Regions from separate parts of the Mus musculus genome. Here region 2 is linked to region 1. The links are chromatin loops, found by intact Hi-C in ENCODE. Cell type or tissue: left cerebral cortex. All regions are shown on one strand. Each heading gives the region's core, and the rest is flanking DNA. Links, peaks and the distances in the headings are about the cores only.

Region 1 (8,331 bases), core at 242-8,241:
CTCTGTTAAATGGGGAGAGTATCCCCTACCTTGCTCACCCTAGAAGTTGGTTGACAGTGCTTCAATTTAAGACATCAAGCAGCATTTGGTGAACAAACACACTGAATTCGATGTTATTGACTCGTCTGAACACTGATTCAATTGTGATGACCCATCACTTTACAGAGAAGCAAGCCATACCTCAGCACAGTTAAGAGAATGACTGTGATTGAGCTGCTAAGAGCTATAAACTATACTGTTTAAATCTGAATCCCAGTCCTTAACTTGGGCTCATTAGAATGCAGAGACTAGTTCAATGTCAAAGCAAAGGGTCTACAGTGTGAGAGACTGCTGTACCTGGCCAGCACAGAAGAAAGCCTGTTCGATGGCTGGTCTGTTCAATGTTTGAAACAAATTGGAATGGAACAGTGAGTTGTTGTAATTCAAACAAAGCCAGTGAAATTTTCTTCTGGGCCATTTTAATTGTGAAGTTGTGATTTTTATCCCCCTGGAATGGCTGTTTGAATCATGAACGGAGAAAATGTGCAGGTTGTTGGTCATTCCTGTGGGAAAACTGGTCAGAAAAAAAAGAGTGAGCATGTTGTGGGCATGCATGATTGAAATGATGGAGATGCTGTTGTGTCTCTTCATCTACGACCTTTGAAGAATGGACCACATCTCAGTCCTAGGAGCTGACTTCAATTCTTTGAGATATTTTAGAGATTTCGAGTTCTGTTACTTAAAGCTTATCTTCTTAATACATCCCCAAGTTTATTGGCTTGACCTTTCCTGTTCAGGTTTTCTTATATCTCATCTTATTGTAATAATTTTTGGTTTATTATGAAATTAAGTAAAGGGTCTTCTTCGGTTTGTTACTTCATTTACTTTTGGGTTCAGACAGACCTGGTTGAGATTCCATTTCCGAACACCTGGATAAAAACTTGTACAAATACTGTGTACCCTGAGACTGGCTTTCTCAATGTGGTTAGTGGAAAAAATAACAGCTACTTAGTAGGATTGTCAACAAGAACTACAAAAAAAGGGGGTGGGGCTTGGAGAGATGATTCAGCAATAAAGAATGCTTCTCTTTTAAAGGATGGAGTTTGGAAGCATTTGTGTTGGGCAGTCACAGTCACCTGTCAGTATAGTTTCCCAGGGTCCAAAAGATCTGACATCATCTTCTAGTCGCCAAAGGCACCCCCTACAGAAATGGCTTTTGTACCCATATGCATATGCATTATATATATATAATTCTAAAAGATAAGAATAAGAATAGTATGCTAAGAGCACATAGTATAGCATTTGATGCAAGGAAGAGTTTCAGTACATGGTAGAAATTAATATTAATATTAGAGATTATTTTTCCAGTTTGAAGTTATCCTTCGGAATTTTGCTTCTAGAGAAATTAGCCTATTGTCCCAATTCACAAGCACTAGGTACATGAAGACTAACAAAATGCTTTTTTCTGTACGTACATTCCAGAACTTTTTGTTGGAAATATTTATTTTTTCATATAATATTTCATTATGTTTTCCCTCCCCCATCTCCTCCCAGATCCTTCCGACTTCCCTACCCACCCTAATCCACAGATTTCCTTTCTCTCTCTCATTAGAATACAAACAGGCATCTAAAATAATAATGATGAAATAAGATAAAAGAAAAATAAATAAACCAGACAGGACAAACCAAATAGGAAAAAAGACCCAACGATAAAGCACAGGGAACACATGCAGACTTTGCGGCACGTGCCTTTGTACATGTGAAACCTATAAAAGCAAAATAGAAGCCATGATATGTATGTGAAAGATCTCCAAAAAGAAAACAAACAAACAAACAAACAAAAACAAAAAGAAAAGAAAAGGAGAAAAAAAAAGAAATAAAGAAACCCTCCAAAAATACGATTGAGTTTTATGGAGTTGAACATCTTCCACTGGGCATGGGATGTACCCTTAAGAAAACCCTTAAGAGTGGCTTGAGAATGGGTGGGTAGGGAAGTGGGGGGGAGGGTATGGGGGACTTTTGGGATAGCATTGGAAATGTCATTGAGGAAAATACATAATAATAATAATAATAATAATAATAATAATAATAATAATAGTAATAATAAAAAGAGTGGCTTGATTCCCAATGAGACACCATTGGAGCAAACTTAACTTTTCCTATGTGAGCAGTGATCAATTGGACATAGCTTCTGGGAAAGGGGCTTGTGTAGGAAACTAATGAAATTTTAATTCGTAGTTTATTTCCTCTATTCAAAAACCCTTACTCTCATCAGGACTTGGAATTTTTAAGATAAACATCCCTGACTGCCCTTTGTTCTTCACCGTGTGATCACCCTTGGTTGGCTCACCGCCAAGCTGAGAGGTTATTTGCTTGTGAGAGGCAGCAGCTGCCAGGGACAACTCAGATGCTCCCTCTCCTGAGGAAGGCAGCAAGGATCTGTGAAAAGTGTTAATTGCTCCTGAACCTTGTCATCTTCTGAGTGTGGCTGAGCCAATGTAAGGAGACAGCATCAGCAAACAGCGGTGAAAATGGGTCCTGGAGAGGAGAGGGAAGATCTTCAGCCTTGGCCTACTATCTCCTCTTTGCTCTCAATCCTAGACCAATTACCCCTCTACACATCTCCACTGCTGGGTTCATTCATATATGGATTCAATTTCATTGACTTTGTTTATCTCCCATCTGTTTGACATATCTCTCAAGATGATTTACTTCCTTTGAAATGTTTATTTAAAACCATTTCCCCAGCTAGATGGAACCGTTCTTTGGTACAATCCTCTGGTGAGGTTAAAAATATGGCTTGCATGTCTGTTTATGGTAGTTTATAGATCTGCTTTGCTGAGCCCAACAGATGCCAGCATGGCCCATAAATTTATGCAAGGACCAATTACCGAGTGGGACGGACCAAGATGGCTGCTGACAGGGCCCTGGGAACCTTCCTCACCATGATCTGCTGCGTGACCTGGGACAATTTTACTTAATCTTTGTGAGCTTTGAGGGTCTCATGCCTTAATATGCTTTGGGGATTAAGAAGTCTCCCAGGTTATTCTGAGCTGCCACTACTGACTGGTTTGGTGAGTGCTGATAAAGGTAGAGCTGAGATGATACTGACAATGTTGCTGGTGAGTCCTGTTCCTTGGAAGCCTGGCAAGACTTTAGAGGATTCCTGTCCACTTAGCTCATGGATAGTAGCATCTTCCTTTTGGATTCTCCCATGATCTTTCCTGTAGCTGCTCTGCATCCTGTGTACTATATCTTTGGTGGTCCTGCATGCCAGGAGCCTTTGCAGCTGATGGTGCCCCTGTGAGATTCTGAAACTCGGATCAGAGGCTTGCTTTTGCTTTGATTTTTCAAACACCATTAGTTCTTGAATTCTGACCTGAAACATGGTGCAACAGGGCCTTCCTAAGACACATAGGCAAGCTTCTGCCTGAGTAGGGAAAGGAAACTGACTTAGAAAGCCCATGCAAATTCCTCTGTTGCTTCCTAGGACACAGAGCAGCCCCTGATGTCTGGTCCAAGAAGAAACTGGGCTGAACTTTCTTCCTTCCATCTCCATCTATACTGCATTCCCTACATTCACTTTCAGAGAGAGAGAGAGAGAGAGAGAGAGAGAGAGAGAGAGAGAGAGAAAGGGAGAGAAACAGAGATAGACACAGGTAGAGAGAGATACAGAGAGAGAGACAGGGAGAAAGAAGGAGAGAGACAGAGACAAACAGAGACAGTGAGATAGACAGAGGGGGAGAAAGAGACAGAGAGAGGGAGAGAGACAGAGGGAGAGATAGACAGGAAGAAACAGAGACTAAGAGGGAAAGAGAGAAAGACTGAGACCAGAGAGATGAAGAGAGAGGGAGTGAGAGACAGAGAGACAGACAGAGGAAGAGAAAGAGATAGAGACAGAGAGGCAGAGAGAGAAAGATGGACAGAGAGAAAGAGACAGACACAGAGAGAGGGAGAGACAGAAGGAGAGAGAGAAAGAGACATAGAGACAAAGACATAGAGAGGGAGAGAGGGGGAGAGAGAGACAGAGAGGCAAACAAAGACAGAGAGACAGACAGAGGGAAGGAAAGAGACAGAGAGGGACAGAGACAAGCAGACAGACAGAAATAGACATAGGGACAGAGAGGGTGAGAGACAGAGACAGACAACAAGAGGGAGAGGGACAGGGAGAGAGAGAGAGGGAGGGGGAAGGGGAGGGGGAGGGAGAGGGAGGAGGTTCAGAGCTGACTGAGCGTACACTGAGTATCGCTCTCAGAGGAAAGAGGCTAGAACATTGGAACTACTCTTTTTCTGGAGGCGTGTGAAGTAATAGTACCAGTGAATAATCTCTGATTTTCACATTTTAAAGAGTAAACATACTGTGTTTAATCATTTTTAGAATCCAGCCAAAACAATATTCAGAAGACTTGATTTCAGCAGACCCACTAGGAAGCAGATACCGCAGCTCCACCCACAGGTTTCTATTTTTCTCTACTGAAGACGGAGCTCCCCGTTTGCTTTCGGATGGCAGTGAACAGTTTTGTGTGTCCGGCCACATCTTGCTAACCGCAGCCTTCTTTCCTAAGCTCATTATTTGCTAATGATTTTCTTGGCCACAAAACTCATAAAAATCCCCTGAGCTACCTTTTTTTTTTCTTTTTCTTTTTTCCTTTTTGAAATACTCGTGGGATGGTTGCTCCATTTGTTCAGCATCTGTGCTGGACAACATCTGGGGTGTGAGGAAATTCCACGGCTTGCAGTATGACGCGGAAAAAACAAAATTACTTTTTCATGCACTTCAGAGGAGACTGGAGAGCATCCTTCTGACCAAACAGGCCCTTTGTTCTCCTCCCACAAGTGGTTCTCATTAAAAATGTCATCTCCCTAATAAATTGCCTTACTGCCCTTGCAGCTGGGCCTATTGTTTTCGTGGCTTTGTGCTCACAAGGACTCTCCCAGGGAACAGAAAGCAAGAGAAAACATGGGATGCTTTCCCTACCCTGTCTGCTCAGGATGTCTTCTTTTACCCTTTGTAGGTGGATGGCAACTTGTCTATCACTGGGGCTTTAGAATTCCCCTAATATTCACTATTTGGCCAATTGTCCCCGATCATGTGCTGTCACAGCTTAAAGAGTGCATGGTGGCCATTCCTGTCTGTGGATGCAAAGTGAAAAGTGAGAGTTTGGGGACTATATCCTCGTGGTTTGTATTTTTGCATGGAAATATCCAGTGTCCCGCATTTATTCCCTGACACAAGAAAATATGACACTGTTTTAGGGAAGGTAAGAAATGAAGATACTATATATGAAAACAGGAATTGGGGGAGTGGGTTTGCCTGTATGTCTCTGTGTGTAGGCGGAGGGCTGTCTAAGGATTCTCTTTAGGAGCCACACAACGGTTAAACATCTCCCCAGAACATTCAACTCCAATTATAGCTGAGACCCAAGAATTGCAAAAAATTTAATAGTTTGGGGTTCATATATTTGATCAGAATTAATCTTAACAATCAAGGGGGCTTGTAGTGTGTGTGTGTGTGTGTGTGTGTGTGTGTGTGCTTATCAATTTATTTTCCCACCTTACTAACTACCTCCTATTTTCTCAACTCCCCACAAACCTCTATCCACTAGCTCAGCTGGGGCTTTGCTCATCCAAACTCTTTTTCCCAGTTACTCAGTGTACCTTCCACATGTGACAGGAAATTAAAATTAAAGACCTCCTGACTTGGAGGGAGAGAGAGAGAGAGAGAGAGAGAGGGAGGGAGAGAGAGGGAGAATGAGTTGTTTTGCAGTGAGGTTTCTTTTATGATCTACAGGCTTCTTATGACTTATTTAGAACTTGGGGGGAGGGGGAGATACAATAGTCTAGTGGATAGGATTGGCACTTTGTCTCAAGCTGGATGGCTGGGCTAATTTAAGATGTAAGTTTCCACAATTTTCTTTATACCAAACATTAACATACACTGAAATTAATACCTCTCCCCCTCCAGGACCCTTTTGCAGAAAAGCAGAAGTCATTGAGGCCAAGGCTGACAAACAACTTGGCTAGTCGATTGTGTCTTATGCCAGGGCATCTGTTTGAAGATATCCTTTTCAGTCATCCCTCCTGCCTGGTCGGCCATCTCAGAGGCTCTGTGCAAACTTCTAGAGGGAGGAGGGTACCTGGGTCACCCCATCAGCCATCTACCAAAAGCCCTACAAATTCACAGACAAATCTCTAGCCAGACCCATCAAAACCTGTCTCCAGGCTGAAGCTCTGAGAATATGTGTGTGTGGAACATTTTCTTTTTAAATGCTTACACATGTTGCAGTCATTGAAAGCCCAAGTCACAAGGACAACAGAGGTACAGCATCTTTTCCTCACTTACACAACCAAGGGAGGCATTACATCAGACTTGCTGATTAAGACAGACCATAATGCATGAATCAGAGTTACTGCATGGATCAGAGTTTCCAAGGGAGACAGGTGGGGAAAGGCTTTTGTATCAAATCATAGACAAAAAAAAAAAAAAAAAAAAAAAAAAAAAAAAAAAAAAGAAAGAAAGAAAGAAAAGAAAAGAAAAGCAGAGAAGCAGACACATTGCTATATTTGTTTCTTCACATGCTTTTGTTTAGTCATCAACAAACCCTTAGCCTCTCCTATTAAGCAGATAGCATTTTAGGCTCTGTAGATACAGTCAGTGATGTGAATGGCAAAGGGTCTGTCCAAAGCAAAAAGTCAGTCATGGTAAGTGAGGCAAGCAATCGTGACAGGGAGGAATGGAAGGCCTAGCAATGATGGTCTGCAATGATCCTTGTAAGGAAGACATCTCTCATGAGCTACAGATTTGGCTAAAAGCAATGGGATATATTCTGGGTTCTCTAAGTACTTTGCCATTGATGCAATGTAACAGGGAAAGAACATCAAAACCCATGAACCTCCAGGAGCTGTATGACTAGGAAGATAGGACTTCACTATGAAGAACATCTGTGTATCCTTGGCTGTATGCACATGAGTAATATAGGCCAGGGCAGCCAGTATGCATTGTATGCTGGGGTGGAGGAGAGTGGAGAGGAAGCAAGTTATTTAGGTTTAGAAAATCTCACCCGGGCCTCAATGTGAGCAGGTTTCGGCATAAGGAAACTGGGATGACATGGTTTCCCTTACAAGTTGATGTTCTTGGCAACATCAAAACCAGAACACCATGAGTAGCATGCATGAGCTTCATTTATGTGTGAAGACTGAGGGAGCTTAGGTGGCTTCAGGGGGTCATTAGAGAATGTAAAGGCCCTAGCATGTCCTCTCTGCATTCGGAGTTACTGTGATACAAACACCTATGACCCCAGACTTCTCTTGCCGCTGATTCAGTCACTCTTCCACACCCCCTTTCTGTGATGGACTGAAACCATGAGCCAAGATATAATAAATCTACCTTCCCATAAGTTGTTTCTATCAGGTTTTGGGGTCCTAGCTGCACACACATGACCAATACAGTCCCTCATACACCTCGACTTTAGAGAGAATATTAACCACACTATGCCATAAACCTTGTCTCTTTACTGCTAAAAAAATGTTGATATCTGCATAGTGGGTTCCAAATCAATACTAATCCCTCTCTCTTGAATTACACACATGTACATGTACACAGAACAAATCTCAAACTCTCTAGTATCATGCAAACCTCTCTATCCTATTCTCCATGTTTATATGAAAATTTCAGTTTTCAATCAGCTGGAGACAGAGCTGAGCCCCTGCTACGTGCTTGTTGATTTACATTTGGAAATGGCATGTATTCTAACATCAGAGAATCTTGGGTTGGATACGAGGTACTGGACTTAGTAAACTTAGGTGAGCAGTTTAGTCTTTTGGTGTCTGTGCCGGTCCTTGAATGACTTCTGACCCACTAACCCTGGAGAGGACACAACTGTAGAAGAGTAGGACTGACCGTCCTGCCTCTAGTTCCTTGAATTCTTTTAAGGTTGCTGAAGAGCAACTGTTAAGGCATATGGCATCATTATACAAGTAGGGAATCAGTCCAGAATGGTTACATCATTTCCACACAGCTGTTCTTGCAACGTAGAATTGGGCCTCAATTAACCCCAGTGCTGTGGCTCGTCCATCCAATTAATCACAACGTTAGACTGACTAAGTAAGATTGCGTCTGTAAAGCTATTCCCTGACAGATATCAGCCCCTTCACAAATGCATGTGGTCATGACAATGAAACTTTCTTTATAAAGGGAGATGGTGGATGAGACTTAATCTCTAGGCAGTTTTGCTAACTTCTGGATAGATTGCAGTGAAATGTTAAAAATAATTGTTAAAAATAAAAGTAATGACTTTTCCATCAGTTATCAATAATGGCTCTCTGTAACAATGGATCATAGAACTTCTGAAA
Region 2 (8,331 bases), core at 282-8,281, 830 kb before region 1:
CAAAAATGACCTGCCCATGCCTAGCAGGGGTGGGCCTGTAAGAGATGTCACCATGAATCTCATAGTAGCTGTGGGTGAGCCAGCCTCCCAGCAATGCATTTGCTCCAAAACTCTATTTATTATTTATACTATACCTTCTTCTATCCAAGGTATTAAGTTAAATGAGAATTAAAAACATATTACCCACCCAAATGTCCAAATATTAATTATTATTCTCTCCAAGGTACCAATTACTGCAAAGAAACCCTATAATTTCTGTGGTCCTGTCAATGAGCTACGCATTTCTGTGTGCTCTTCTGATGACCAGGAAAAAAAAAATCCTGTGGTTTCAAGTGTCCCCTGGTTATGTTTTTGTAAAAGCAATCTATTTTTCAGGATGACACCATCAAGGGCAGAAAATGCATACTGGGTGCTTGAAAGCCAGCCTTTAAACAGATTAACATAAGTATCCTTGCCAGGGGAATGTTAGCCAGCAAGACTGAGTGCGCTATTAAACTTTGGCAGACAGAATCAAGACTTTGCAAAAGCAACCTGTATATTGTGATGTCAAGGCTTATAAACAGGTGCTCAGGAGGGAAGAGTTCATACTGAGCATGGAATGCTGAGTACAGTATATTAAGTTTACAAGGAAAATGCATCCCTTGACAGAATGCCTCAAGTTTTGGCTAACGCATGTTAAGCATTGAAGGCTTATCAGGCTGCCACATCAGTCTTAGTGTGTGTGTGCCTGTGGCACCTAACAAGTCATCAAGGAAGAGATTCTTCAATATGCCTATGGGCAAGCAAAGCGTGCTTGCATCCGTCCTCTGTGAGGCCATCATGCTAAGAGGGAGGTAATGGTACAGAAACTTGCATGGAGAACTGCAGCAGATCAGCTCTGTGCACACAGATAAGAGCAGAAAGCACTATCAGGTAACAGGACAAATTGTTCCTGTCAGCCAGGGCAAGCTCCTGAGAGGAATTTGAGATCTGAGCATCCTGAAAGATGAACAAACATAGTGACTATTAAAATGCTCCAGGGAAACACAAGGCGACACATTTTAGAGCTTCTCTCTCCAATTTGTTGCTCTCTGCTTTGACCCTCGGAGGACACAGAATCTAAAAGAATTAGCCTTGTTTTACTAAAATCTTTTCTTTTCAGGGACTTGTGTTTCCCCTCTGATTTTCAAACCCTAGCTAATACACTATTTTGATTTTTGAAAGTTCTACCTCTGGGCAGCAATGCTTAAATAGATAATTGAAAACCACAGAAAAAGCCCAGTGGGGGAACTCTTCAGTTAACCCTCTTCATAAACTGTGCTTGCGACTCTTTATTCCCCATTCAGAGGGCATGCCTTTGTAGACTCATCAATTAGCAGTGCCTCTAAAATGTTTTAAATTAAAGACTTTTGCATTTACATAGTCAATTTCTGCCAAAAATCTCAAAACTGCCCCTCTTCCTCCTCCTCCTCCTCATTATGAACTTTTATTCCTCACCAGACTTCCTGTCCCTCACCCCTGATTAGGCCATGTGCAGCATGTTCCACTCAAAGGATAGCCAAGAAACTAGGTGTCTTCCTTAAAGATGTCCATTTGTCAGCAAGGAGCCTGAAGTCTGCCTGATTCTGCATGTGTCCTTGGTAAAGCAGACCTTAACTTTCTCCTCATCCCTGTCTACAACTACTGCTAAGAGAAGGGATAGAACCAGGCTGTGGGGTAAAGAAAAAAGGAATCTGTTATTTGGGCTGGAAACCAGACAGATGGGAGAACCAGAGACTCTCCTCACCAGGCTAACCTCAGTTATGTTTTTTTGAATGAGTAAACAATGAAAAGTCTGAAACTCGAAGCCATTCTCAAGGATTCCGAGAAACAGAAGCAGACGAACGTAAGCTGAACAATTCCATTTAAAAGGGTTTTGTCCTAAAGTATTTAGTAGAATTAACATACTCCAATGAGTCTATGATGCTTTCAGACAACCCTCCTCCAGCTGTGCCGTTTCACTTGGATGTACCCATGCCCACACCTACTTTGGAAGGTTTCAGGGACATACCTGTTTCATTGTCTACCCTGCACACTTTAAGGCAGGATGAGATTCTGCAGCCGTGTACGGTTTTTAAAATGTGCTTGAACCTAATTCATTTAGCAAGGCTGTTGCAGAAAAGAGCACTTTAGACCCGTGGTTCCCAACCTTCCTAACTCTGTGGCCCTTTAATATGCTACAGTGACCTCCCAACCATAAAATCATTTTTGTTGCTACTTCATCACTGTAATTTAGCTACTGTTATGAACTGTAATGTAAATATGTAACATGCAGGATATCTGATATGTGACCCCTGTGGAAAGGTCATTCAATCCCCAAGGGGGTTGAGACCCACGGGCTTTAGACTCAGCACTATGGCCACGCCCCTACACATCTCTGGAATCCTTTCTTCCCAGGAAATGAAAATGCCAGCCTGCTTCCTGGTAGCAGTGAGCATCCTGGCTTCATCATGCCCTGTCCTGGTGTCAGGGATGCGCAGTTTCCACTTCTTTAATTTTGAACCTGGGCTGCCGAAGACTGCTGTAGAGCAGGCTCAGGAATCACATTCAGTAGGAACCTCCATGCCGCATTTCCTTCTGTATCCACCTACATCCCGGGCAGGCAGCAATGAAAGTCAGATATGCTCCCTTTATAAGATTCCAAGCTGGTCTAGGAACCCTTCTGTCATGTTATTAAACAAATATGTGAGAGTGGAGAGACAGAGCCAAGACAGGACAGCAGGGGTAGGATGGACAGATGAGCCACACGTGTATTAGGAGTGATAGATAGCGCCAGCCTTTATCTGCGAAGGAAATGAAGGGGCAGAGTTTTGGGGGAAAAAAGGAGATTTGGAACTTGGAATGTGGCCCAGCTGCTAAAGTGCTTGCCCGGCACCCAAAAAGCCTTGGGTTTGATTCCCAACAATGCATGTATTAGATGAGATAGGAGAATCAGAAGTTCAAGGTCATTTTTGGCTCCATAGACAAGTAAATAACAGCCTGGGACACATAAGACCTACGAGAAAAGAGCAAAGAAAGAGGCCGGATCCCTGCTTACTACCACTGAAGCCCAGAGGAGCCTCTCGGAGAAAGCGCTTTATCACAGGCAGAAAGCCAGGATGCCCTCCAAGGAGCCGGAGCGCCCTTCACACAGAGAACTCATTCCCTGCTAGTATCCGCAGGCCTGGAAGGTGGCAGCAAATCCAGCCATTAAAGAACGTGCAGCCTGCCCGCCGGGATGCGTGGGTGCCCCACCCAGAGCCTTTGTCCAACTGCTGCCATCCTGCCTGTCAGTCATTCCGGGAAGTAGGCCTGCCTGAACAGCAGAAATTCTTCCCCTTGTGTGTGTGAAAAAAACAAAAAACAAAAAACAAAACAAAACCAACCAAACAAACAAACAAAAAAACCAAGAGGCCATTTGGGGGTACACTGTTCCCTTTCAGTGGAGATGGCATGACGCTCTTTCCCGTTCTTCAGTTACCCTAAGAGCACACTTTAGCATCTAATCTCTTTTCTAAGAGTCAGGGCTTAACATTAACTTCACAAATCACTATATAGGTACAGATGAACTAGAGAGTAGTAAAGTGACCGTGACAGGCTTGCCAGATCCCTGGACCAGATGCCTAGGGACAAAGGCAGGTGACCGTTTACTTTATTTTTGCTAGAAGAACCCAAAACTACACAGAAGGGAATGGCAGTCCTGGAGGTGATATCCTGCCACTAATACAATTCGTCATTCGGTCCTGAGAGCTAAGCTCCGGGCAGCGGGTGCTCAAGCCCCGCTTACAGGATGGCCTGAGCACTAGAGAAACAGTCTTTCTGGACACGTTGGCTAGTTCCCATCTCTCCATCTCCTCATATAGGGGAACTTTGAGAACGCCCAACTTCATGGCTTGTGAGGAAGGTACAGATCACCATTTCCGCTAGATGGCGATATTTCCCCTAATCCATCCGCTTCAAGACACCCAATTTATAAAATAAATACAATCCAACGCCTTCCGAAACCACACCACATAATAACAGCACACAGGCTCCCATTAAAGTTCCAGTCTCAGGAAACTGACTCCCTCGTCGAGAAAATCTAATGCAACTACTCTAGTAAGATGCAATCAAGAGTTGCATCCAAGTGTCATTCATATTTGCACCGGTCCCCCAATACACCTGTCCCTCTACCCCTAGTTAACACTCAGGGATGAGCCATGGCTCAAGTCAGGCGCTGAGTCCTCGTGGTGCCTTGCCTTCCTCTTAGGAACGTCGGACCTTTTGGGACCCTTGCCCCTTAGCCACCACCCCAAGTCTAGCACACCGGACGCTCCTAAGCAAGGGTCACTCACACTGTACAATGTACAATGCCGACGGCCCCGGGGCAGGTGCGTTCATTTCCAGCTTCTGCAACCCGGGCCTGGGTTAAGTGAGAGAATCCGGTTTCACCGTGGGTCAGCGGGGTGATCAGATCTGTCAAGAGCTCTGTGGGTCAGGGGGGCTCTCGCCTCCGGAAGAGGTGGCCGCGCAGGAGAGAGAGCTCCAGGCGGTACACAGTGGGTGGGACAGGCGCCGGGTCTGCCCAGCCACGCGCAGCGCCTACTGCCCTCATGGCAGCATCTTAGGGGGCTGGGGGAAAAGAAAAAACACCAAACCACAAAACTTTCCTGCTGCCAAGTGCGAAGGCGAGTCATCCGAGGCAAAACCCTAAGTGTGTGAGATGAGACACCGGGTTGGGGGAGCCACTAATCAGTGAGGCGGCGGAGCGCAAGTGTCCGCAGCGCCTTGGGGACCTCAGGACCCCGTGCCCCCGCTGTCCGCGCTTACCTTGGCGGCTGCATGAGCCCCTCCAGCCCGCGGGGGGTTGGCGCTGGCGGGGCTGCGCGCGAAGACTAGGTGTAGGGCGGTCGCTCGTGGGCCCCTGGGTGAGGTGGGAGGGGCCCGGCTGGCGCTGGTCCCCGCAGCTCAGCGGACTCAGTAGCGACCCGGGGCGCTCCGCCTGCTCCCCGGCTGCATGCCTGCGAGCGCCTGGAGGAGCGAGCCTCAGGAGCGGCCGGCTGGCCAGTGCTTCCCGGGCGCAGGGCTCGGGCGGCGTAGCTTGCAGTTCCGAGACGCCTGCAGAGTAGGGCGGCCCGGGCTAACCTGCTGCCTCGCCCGGCCTGTCGCCGCCACCGCCACCGCTGAGCGCGGCGTCGCGAGGTTCGTTTGCGCGCGGCAGGGAGGGGGCGGGCCGGGCACCCCGGGAGCGGGCGGGGGGGCGAGCGCGGGCGGAGCGGAGCAGAGGGAGGGGGAGGGGTGGGGTCTGGGCTCCAAAGGCCCCGCCCCGCCGCGGTCCCACCCTTGCTGATCCGCGCTAGTGGGTGTGTGAGGACGTAGGGGGTGAGCCTGCAGAAAGCGCACACTCTCCCTGCGGGCTCGCGATCCCAGGGTTCGAGCAGCAAGTGCAGCGACCCTCCCTTCCGCTAACGCATCCAACTTTCTTAACCCTGAGCCAGGTGGCTTGGAGTCCACGTTTTCAACCTGGGAGCCTACGGTGGTTAGAGGTTTCCAATCGTGGATAAATATTGACATCTGCCGAAAGTCACCTTTGTTCTATAGGGATTTTACTCCTATTTAGAATCTTATTGGAAAAAATAAATAATATGTATATTGCATGCACAGTGCGCGAATACACGCAGTCTGGAGTAAACAGACTGTCTTGTACTCCCCCACCCCTCCCTCTGCAGTCCAGCTCAGAGGTAACCTCCGGTCACAGCGTCTTCCTCCCCCGCCCCGCACCCTTCTCGCATAGATTGCCAGAGGAAACTCCGGGCTTCTCAAAAGGATTCTTCATGCAGCTCACGCACACAGTGGAGAGCACAGCCAGCCGCCAGCAGCTCATCTCCAGGGTCTCACCCCAACACCACGTATAGGTCTGAAACCCTAGCTGGGGTGTGAAGTCAGCCGGGACACACAGCTCACACTCAAATTATCACTGAACAGTTAGCGCTGCCAGGATATTTTATACAGGGGTTACGACCCGATCTTCTCTTAATCTGAACCAAGCGCTGGAATTTTGATAGGATGAGAACTCTGTATTTAATGAAAAGGTATCGTCCGTATTAAGACCCTCGTCGTTATTTATGCTGTGGTCTTAAGGGATGTGGTTTTGAACTCAATGTTCTGCGTTTATTGGCCAAATGAATTAGACTAGTCTATAACTGAGCTATAAATAAACTCCATGTGCTTTTAGCAGGAAGGGATTGGGCCTTGCAGTTGGCCCCGTTTCTAAAATTAGCCTCGACCTTGGACAAATCTTTTAGGTCTGCTGAGCCTCAGTTTCCTTGTCTATAAATAAGGGAGTTGTACAAGAAAGTGTGTGTGTGTGTTTACATTTCCTTTTTGTACTCTATCATCCTCTGCTTGGGGACACTCCTCCAACCCTGTCCCCAATTCTCAAATCCCAGGTGTTGTTTTCCCTAGCTCTGACATCAATCTGTAATTATACCTTTATTTGTGGCCTTCTCATCATACTCAAGAGATCAGGAACCACCTTGGGGTCATCATGCCATCCTCAGCACCCAGGAGAGCCTGGTGTATAGCAGAGGCACAATAATTGTTATCACTTGGGTCATTTTCTTCCTCCTCCCCCTTGGGTTTTGGTTGTTTTGTTTTGTTTTGTTTTAACACTTTGCAGTCTTAGTCGTTTATTTCCTTTTTGTACATTAGGCCACGAATCTACATGCAATGGGCTCCAAAATCTCCGGCTCTTTTCCGTAGTCCTCACAAAGAGTGCTTCTCTGGATGGCACAGGCTGGCCCTTCAGCTGAGCCCAGGTGCCCTTCTCCTTAGCTTCCGTTTTCTTCTGATCGTTCTCCTTCACCCGCTTCAGGAGTTGTCTCTGCTCTTTGAGTGCTTGATGTGCTCAATCCGCACATTGATCCTCTCGGCCAACATCTTGCCCTTAACTTGCTTGTTTACAATTATGCCCATGGCATGCTAGTGACATTGTAGACTCTCCTGGGTTTGCTGTGGTAACACTTATGGGGCATTTCTTTTTGATCAGTGCACATTCCCTTGATGTCTACAATATCACCCTTCTTGTAGATTTGCATGTATGTGGCCAAAGGAACAACTCCATGTTTCCTAAAAGGCCTAGAGAACATGTACCCAGTGACTCTCCTCTTTCCCTTTGTGTTCGCCATTTTGGCGAGTTACTGGAAGATGGCAGCTGCCATGGCCGACCTCCCTCCACCCCCTGGGTTTTTAAAATGCTCTTTGGACATGACCAACATTTCACAATTCAAAAGCCATTGTTAGAAAGTAGCTGATAGGTTTTTTTCCCTCATTTTGGGGTATAAACAGTCCACTTCCTAGACCAAGAGGGATTGATCTCAGCTCAACCTTGGGTCAGTGGCGGAAGCCAGAGTGATTTACCTTGATGAGCATGGGGGGGTGAAGACAAGGACTATTAATGCCACTTGTTCCATACTCAGTTGTCACGGAACTCTCTGCACAGGCAGCTGAAATACTCCCATAAGCACTGACTTTAAATAAGGCCATGGGGTGTGTTGAGTGTGTCTATAACAACCATGCATGGCTTCAAGAACCATCTAGAAACATTCCTAATCTAAAACTCCACGGAACTTTTGTTTTTCTTTCAACTCTAAATTCCTTAGGAACAGGAAGCAGGCTAAAATGAGTTTAAGACCGTTTCGTTTGTTTGAAATACAGCGGTAGCAAACTAGGACGTGGAAGCCACAGGTATATCTATAGCAGGTTTTCTTCCTCCTTCCTCCCTTCCTCCTCCTCCCACCTTTTAGTTTATCTGTGTAGCCCGGCTGTCTTGGATTTTGCTCTATGCAGCAGGCTAGTCTCGAACGCAGAGATTTGCATACTTCTGCCTCCTGAGTGCAAGGATTAAAGGCGTGTGCCACCACACCCGACCCCAGTTTCTCTTCTGATGTGTAGAGTAGTAGAGGGTGAGTTAAAAACCTGGTTTCATAGAGAGACAACTGGAGCTTCTACTCCTTCCCGGCCACTCTTTCCTTCTTTTTGTGAGAAGAAAATCTTCTTGCTCGCAGCGGCGGCGAGGCCGATCGCCAGGCTGCCAGTCGCTGCAGCGGTTAGGTGCGAGAAGAGTCAAGGGCTGGCGAGAAGTGTCCTGCGTTGGCGCAACCGGGAGGCGGCTCTCCTCCGAGCACCACGCCCGCGGGCGGGAAAGCTGGCGGAGCTCCCGGGGTGTGGAGCAATTTGCTGTTTCTGTCTGTTTCAAATGAGTGGTGGCACCTGCTGGGGGAGAAGGCAACCTCAGGAAGTGAATTCAAGATGAGTCGAGGAAAGATTCCTTCTTGCCTGATTGACAAAACAGGC

What was found. Peaks named below come from ENCODE experiments on the same cell type or tissue, not always from the same donor. Only the 100,000 strongest peaks of a DNase experiment are listed, where the experiment ranks them.
Region 2: a loop joins it to region 1, with 2.9 times the contacts of the local background. A loop is called at or near these places in 2 of 42 quality-filtered maps.

What each region holds. Positions count from the first base shown.
Region 1 is chr7:72,538,161-72,546,491 of GRCm38, reverse strand. No RefSeq gene overlaps it. Among named protein-coding and RNA genes, the nearest start is that of Gm39035, 240 kb to the right of the region's middle. In left cerebral cortex, for the core only: a CTCF peak has its summit at 4,425; DNase peaks (open chromatin) are centred at 2,373, 4,402 and 4,697; H3K4me3 peaks cover 467 bases.
Region 2 is chr7:73,372,364-73,380,694 of GRCm38, reverse strand. It overlaps Rgma (repulsive guidance molecule family member A), which reads right to left and starts at 5,175. Exons shown (of 4, transcript NM_177740.5): 1 at 4,807-5,175. The coding sequence starts at 4,820. A730056A06Rik (RIKEN cDNA A730056A06 gene) reads left to right here and starts at 4,921. Exons shown (of 2, transcript NR_040325.1): 1 at 4,921-5,178. In left cerebral cortex, for the core only: CTCF peaks have their summits at 3,919 (motif pointing right) and 8,214 (motif pointing left); DNase peaks (open chromatin) are centred at 5,135, 5,324, 5,745, 8,167 and 4 more places; H3K4me3 peaks cover 3,989 bases; H3K27ac peaks cover 3,891 bases.